Regions from separate parts of the Homo sapiens genome. Here region 2 is linked to region 1. A link is an interaction called in ENCODE POLR2A ChIA-PET data of the cell type or tissue named here. Cell type or tissue: Panc1. All regions are shown on one strand. Links, peaks and the distances in the headings refer to the core of each region. The heading gives the core; the rest is flanking DNA.

The links. Peaks named below come from ENCODE experiments on the same cell type or tissue, not always from the same donor. Only the 100,000 strongest peaks of a DNase experiment are listed, where the experiment ranks them.
Region 2: POLR2A ChIA-PET joins it to region 1 with 7 read pairs; 1 of 35 experiments calls an interaction of 5 or more read pairs at or near these places.

The regions. Positions count from the first base shown.
Region 1 is chr2:85,257,873-85,260,781 of GRCh38, forward strand. The region is part of intron 3 of TCF7L1 (transcription factor 7 like 1); the gene reads left to right. Among named protein-coding and RNA genes, the nearest start is that of TGOLN2, 69 kb to the right of the region's middle. RefSeq lists a silencer at 1,234-1,528 and enhancers at 1,238-1,960, 1,961-2,682. In Panc1, for the core only: no CTCF peak of the experiment used is centred there; no DNase peak of the experiment used is centred there; H3K4me3 peaks cover 529 bases; H3K27ac peaks cover 2,500 bases.
Region 2 is chr2:85,636,347-85,639,255 of GRCh38, forward strand. USP39 (ubiquitin specific peptidase 39) reads left to right here. Exons shown (of 13, transcript NM_006590.4): 8 at 1,023-1,090; 9 at 2,857-2,909. Among named protein-coding and RNA genes, the nearest start is that of USP39, 22 kb to the left of the region's middle. In Panc1, for the core only: CTCF peaks have their summits at 1,321 (motif pointing right) and 1,569; a DNase peak (open chromatin) is centred at 1,315.

The DNA of each region.
Region 1 (2,909 bases), core at 158-2,657:
TTCCGGCTCTTGATTTTCCATGATTCGGGATCAGGAAATGATTTTCCTCTGAGTATTTTTAGGCCATGAGACTCAGTATAACAGTCAAATCCTGGCTCCACAACCCCTAGCTGTGTGGCCTTGGATAAATTAAAATCTCTCTAATCTTAGTTTCCTCATATGTGAAATGGGAATAACAACAATACTAAACTCAGTAGGGCTGATGAGGATTAAGTGGAAACCAGACTAATGTTGTATTCATTATCTGGGATAAAGGTTAGCCTGTATCATCATAATCAAAACCACACGACACAGTGTGCCTCACAGTCCAGTGAGCCAAATCCTTGCCTGTGCACACTGTACCCTTAGACCTGAGCAGGGGGGGCCTGCATTGGACCCTACTTTGGAGGGCCCTGCTCTGACCACCCTGACCACTTCCTTCCTGACCAGGCCAGGAATCCACGGAGCTGAGGATCCAAAGAATGGGATCCTGAGGCTTGAGAGCCTGCCTGACTCTTCCCTGGACGTGCACCAAGCCACTGGTGTGCACACCTATAGGTTGAGATAGGGGGCTCGCGTTTGCCTGGGGCTGAGCTTTGATGGGGGTGCTGAGATGTCTGGGATGTTTCCATGTGTGGTCCCAAGACCTCATAGGACAAGATGGAACTGGGAATGGTGGGGGTGCCAGATCAGGCTCTCTTACCACCACCGCATTCTGGTACAGAACCCAGGAGTCTGGGAATTCTAAATTCGAGCCTGGCCTTTTCGTAGCATTCATATTTGTCAAGGGAGGAGGAGAGAATGTATTTAACAGTTTGTCAGCTTGAGTTATAACTTTTACATGTGTAAGCGTATGGGCTTGCATCTATGTTCTTGTCCCAAACCCTGCAGATATTGGGGTTGGGGGGGCTGTCTGCATGCCCTTCCTTCCCCAGTGGGTGACCATCACTGACCCCTGAGACTTAAGACAAATTGTAGCCATGCCCGCCTCCGAAGGCGTCTTTAGGAAAACAGTGTCGTAGGTCCTTTCAGTTCAAAACCCTTGCTTATTTATTAACATGAATACGTTGGTTCTAGAATAGAGCCTTGCCCTGTGGAAATTGCCATCTGTACTCTTCGAGGTCTACCTCAGATCCCACCTCTTGGCCTAACTCTGTAATACCCCCACACTCGGTGACACCCCCACTCTATGACATTTACCATTTGGGACAGAAGCCCTGTCCTCCCTACCTATAGCTGAGGCCACCTCCCAAGACACATTGTCATTCTGTCCCCCACAGCACCACACACAGTGGCTGCGCATGGTGGATGCACAGTGAGTATTTGTGGAATGAGCGGCCGAGCCGCTGCAGACTGATGAGTGTTCTGGGGCCTGTGTTTGTTTTCTAAAACTGCTCTGTCAGTAAGCGCCCCGCCAATCCCCGTGTAAACATATTCAGATCCTAAAGAAGATCAGGCAGCCACCCTTTAAAAAGCCCGATAAACCCAACCTTCATTTGTATTATCTTTGGGCAGGGTTTGCTTGGGAATTCGTATCTGTAGGAAATCTTAGTGCTCGCTGCTGGGAGGCAAATTGTTCGCATTCATTTGTTCTTTCAGTGGTTTGGCCCTATAAAGCAGAGGGCTGGCCTGAGGGAAAATTGTGAAAGAATCTGAGTTTGTCTTTGGGGTAGAAATTAAACAGCTTCTCTAGGCCTTGCCCTCAAACTTCAGCCCTGTTTACTATTGAAGATTGTGTGTCTCAAGGGGTAAAGAGAGCCGTGGGATAATGGAGACTGAAAAAATGTTGCGATTTAGCCATTTTGTTTTCTTTTTTCCTTGGAGAATAATCTTTTGGGAAAAACTTGGATAGAGACCCTTTGAGCCATACAATTTTTTAAAGTTGAATTCAAGCCTCTAGTCATGGCTTGATTCATTTTTTTCTGAACAATGAACAAAGAAATGCTGGTAGAGAGCCTTGAAATGCGGGGATGTTGAATGAGGAAAGGAAAAAGGAGGGCCGTGAGTGTTCCTGAGCACTGGCTGGACCCTGCAGAAGCTTCCGATCATTCTGGAGGTCTCCAGAACTTGGTGGCTGGGACACCAGATACTGTGCATATGTGAGGGGAGGGCCTCTGAGAACTCCCAAGAGGCCCCCAGCAGCCTCCCCCACAACTGACCTTTCACAGTTGGCACTAAACTGCAGGCTTATCTCCTTTCTCCATTTCCAGGACTGCAAATTGCAGCACCTGGAACTAAGACATCCCTGGAGGGCAGGCCTTCCAAACTCGCCCCCATTGATTAAGGCAAACACTGCTTCATCCACAATGTTACAGTAACATCAGCAAGAAGAAATGATGATCATAGCTGATAGCTGTCAAGTGCTTACAGCGAACCAGATGCTTCTGGGTGCCCTTCTCTATTTAATCTTGGTATGGCAGTGTACGTTGGCAGGGGACTGGAATTTAAGCAAAAGAAGAAATACTGATGTTTCCAATTCATCATTTAAAGAGACCTTGTACGTGGCCGGACGCAGTGGCTCATGTCTGTAATCCCAACATTTTGGGAGGTTGAGGCGGGCAGATTGCTTGAGCCCAGGAGTTCGAGACCAGCCTGGGCAACATAGTGAGACCTCGTCTCTACAATACAGGAAAAAAAAAATTAGCAGGGCATGGTGGTGCGTGCATGTAGTCCCAGCTACCCGGTGGGGACTGAGGTAGGAGGATTACTTGAGCCCTGGGAGGTCAAGGCTGCAGTGAGCCAAGATCGTGCCACTGCACTCCAACCCCGGTGACAGAGTGAGACCCTATCTCAAAAAAAAAAAACAGACAAATAGACCTTGTACGTGAGGCCTGGCCATTTGTTAACCCGTGTGAAAGATGTTTCGGTGGCCATTTAATGAACATATGTTGAATAATGTGCTGTACTGTGTACCACAGATACAAAGGGGA
Region 2 (2,909 bases), core at 195-2,694, 380 kb after region 1:
AGTCCCAGCGACTTGGGAGGCTGAGGCAACTTCCCATTCTTTTGTTAACTGTTTATCTGGGGTAGGCTAGTATCTATGTTATAGATAAACTACATGTTCTTTCTGAATAGGCCCCTCTCCATAGTTTTTGCTAGAATATGGTTATAGTCCCAATGATATTTTATTATATATATATTTTGAGACAGAGTCTTGCTCTGTCACCTAGGCTATGCAGTGGCACGGTCTCAGCTCACTGTAGCCTCCATCTCCCAGGTTCAAGCAGTTCTTCTCCCTCAGTCTCCCAAGGGTAGCTGGGATTACAGGCACCCACTACCACGCCCAGCTGATTTTTGTATTTTTAGTAGAGATGGGATTTCTCCATGTTGGCCAGGCTGGTCTCAAACTCCTGACCTCAGGTGATCTGCCCAAAGTGCTAGGATTATAGATGTGATGGTGTCTTGATGTGGGATTGTGGCCTGTTGCTTTTCCCACTGGATGGCCCTGCCCTCTCTACCAGGTGTCTTCAGCCTGTGTTAACCCTCTGAGCTCTCTAACTTGCGTCTTGGCAGGGTTCTAGAACTTGGTTGTGCTTTCTCTCTTGTTGCTTTGATCCTGTTCTGGCCCATCTCTTAGTCTGTCATTGTCCTCTTGTCTTCATTACAGTTTGGACATTGTCTCCCTTTGAAAGTAGCTTATGGTTATGGGAAGTTCCTTGGCTGTACCTTGTTTTGCTTGTGAATTTTTTTGTAATTCATGTATCACCATTCCTTCATTTTGAACACATTTACCTTTTCTTTTATGGACCAGGCCCTGTGATGGAGGATAAAAAGTTGTCTTAAGAGAAATAAAGTAATTATTTACACAAATAATTATAAAGGTACCCTGGTGGTATATAGTACAAAAGGAAACTTCTGTGTTTAGTGAGAGCTCTGTGTCTTTTGCTGGAAGATGCTGGTTTATTTCAGAAATTTAGAAGCTGGAAATATACTTCAGACATGTTTTCCATCCTCACGGAATTTGTCTCTTGCTTCCTGTTTGTGCAGCTATTGTGACTGATGTTTTCCAGGGGTCCATGAGGATCTTCACTAAAAAGCTTCCCCATCCTGATCTGGTGAGTTAATTGAGCCTGGGTCTTGGACTGATTCATATTGCTTGAGGGGACGTAGGGGAGATGAAGAGATGCTCAGAGAACTGACAAGCCTGCTTGCCCTGTGAAGAGGTTCAACAAAGCACCTGCCTAGTGGCAGCTCTGCCTGGTCCCTGTCATACTAGTGCACTTTTTCAGTTTGGGAGTTAGTGGTTGGATGTACTGTGCTGGTTTAAGTGTTCTGGCCACTAGGTGGTGCTGCTGTGTTTTTTCAGAAAGCTCAGCTAAGCTTTCTTTTTGTTTTTCTTAGTCTCCCTCTGTCGCCAAGGCTGGAGTTGCAGTGGCGCCATCTCAGCTCACTGCAACCTCTACCTCCTGGGTTCAAGCGATTCTCCTGCCTTAGCCTCCTGAGTGGCTGTGATTACAGGCGCTTGCCACCACGCCCAGCTAATTTTGTATTTTTAGTTGTGACGGGGCTTCACCATGTTGGTCCAGGCTGGTCTCGAACTCCTGACCTCAGGTGATCTACCTGCCTCGGCCTCCCAAAGTGCTGGGATTACAGGCGTGAGTCACCGTGCCTGGCCCTCAGCTAAGCTTCCTAGATGGTCTTAGAGCTTTTCTTTTTTGAGATGGAGTTTTGCTCTTGTTGACCAGTCTGGAGTGCAATGGCATGATCTCAGCTCACTGCAACCTCCACCTCCCAGGTTCAAACCATTCTCCTGCCTCAGCCTCCGAAGTAGCTGGGATTACAGGCATGCGCCACTATGCCTGGCTAATTTTTCTATTTTTAGTAGAGAAGAGGTTTTACCATGTTGGTCAGGATGGTCTCAAACTCCTGACCTTAGGTGATCCACCTCCCTTGGCCTCCCAAAGTGCTGGGATTACAGACATGAGCCACCGTGCTCGGCCCACTTTCTTTTTTTAATGGATTTTTTTTCCTTTTTGAGACAAGATCTCTGTCACTCAGGCTGAGTGTGGTGGCGTGATTATGGTTCACTGCAACCTCAACCTCCCTTGCTGAAGTGATCCTCCCACCTCAACCTCCCCAGAAACTGGGACCATAGATACACACCACCACACCGGGCTAATTTTTATTTTTATTTTTGTTTAATTTAATTAATTAATTAATTTATTTATTTTATTGAGACGGAGTTTCACTCTTGTTGCCCAGGCTGGAGTGCAATGGCACTATCTCGGCTCACCGCAACCTCCGCCTCCCGAGTTCAGGTGATTCTCCTGCCTCAGCCTCCCGAGTAGCTAGGATTACAGGCGCCACCACCACGCCCGGCTTATTTTGTATTTTTAGTAGAGACGGGGTTTCTCCGTGTTGGTCACGTTGGTCTTGGACTCCTGACCTCAGGTGATCTACCTGCCTCGGCCTCCCAAAGTGCTGGGATTACAGGTGTGAGCCATCATGCCCGGCCAATTTTTTTTTTTTTTTGTAGAGATGGAGTCTCACTGTGTTGCCCAGGCTGGTCTGGAAGTCCTGGACTCAAGCAGTCCTCTCACCTTTGTTCCCAAAGTGTTGAGATTACAGCCGTGAGCCATCACACTTGGCCTCAGGGCTTTTTAGATAGTCTGGTATATAAGCAAAATATCTTTAAAGAAGGAAACCTGTTGGTTCTTAAGTTAATCTAACCAGGTGGTGCATGCCAAACTGCCCAATCTCTCGGGCACTTCTCTTTGTTCTTTCAGATGAAGGAAATGTCGGCGTGGTAAAACATCGGTTCTGTGTTGGTTCCTATACCCGTCACACTCCTTTCCTCTCTTTTCTTCTCATTCATTTCTAGCCAGCAGAAGAAAAAGAGCAGTTGCTCCATAATGACGAGTACCAGGAGACAAT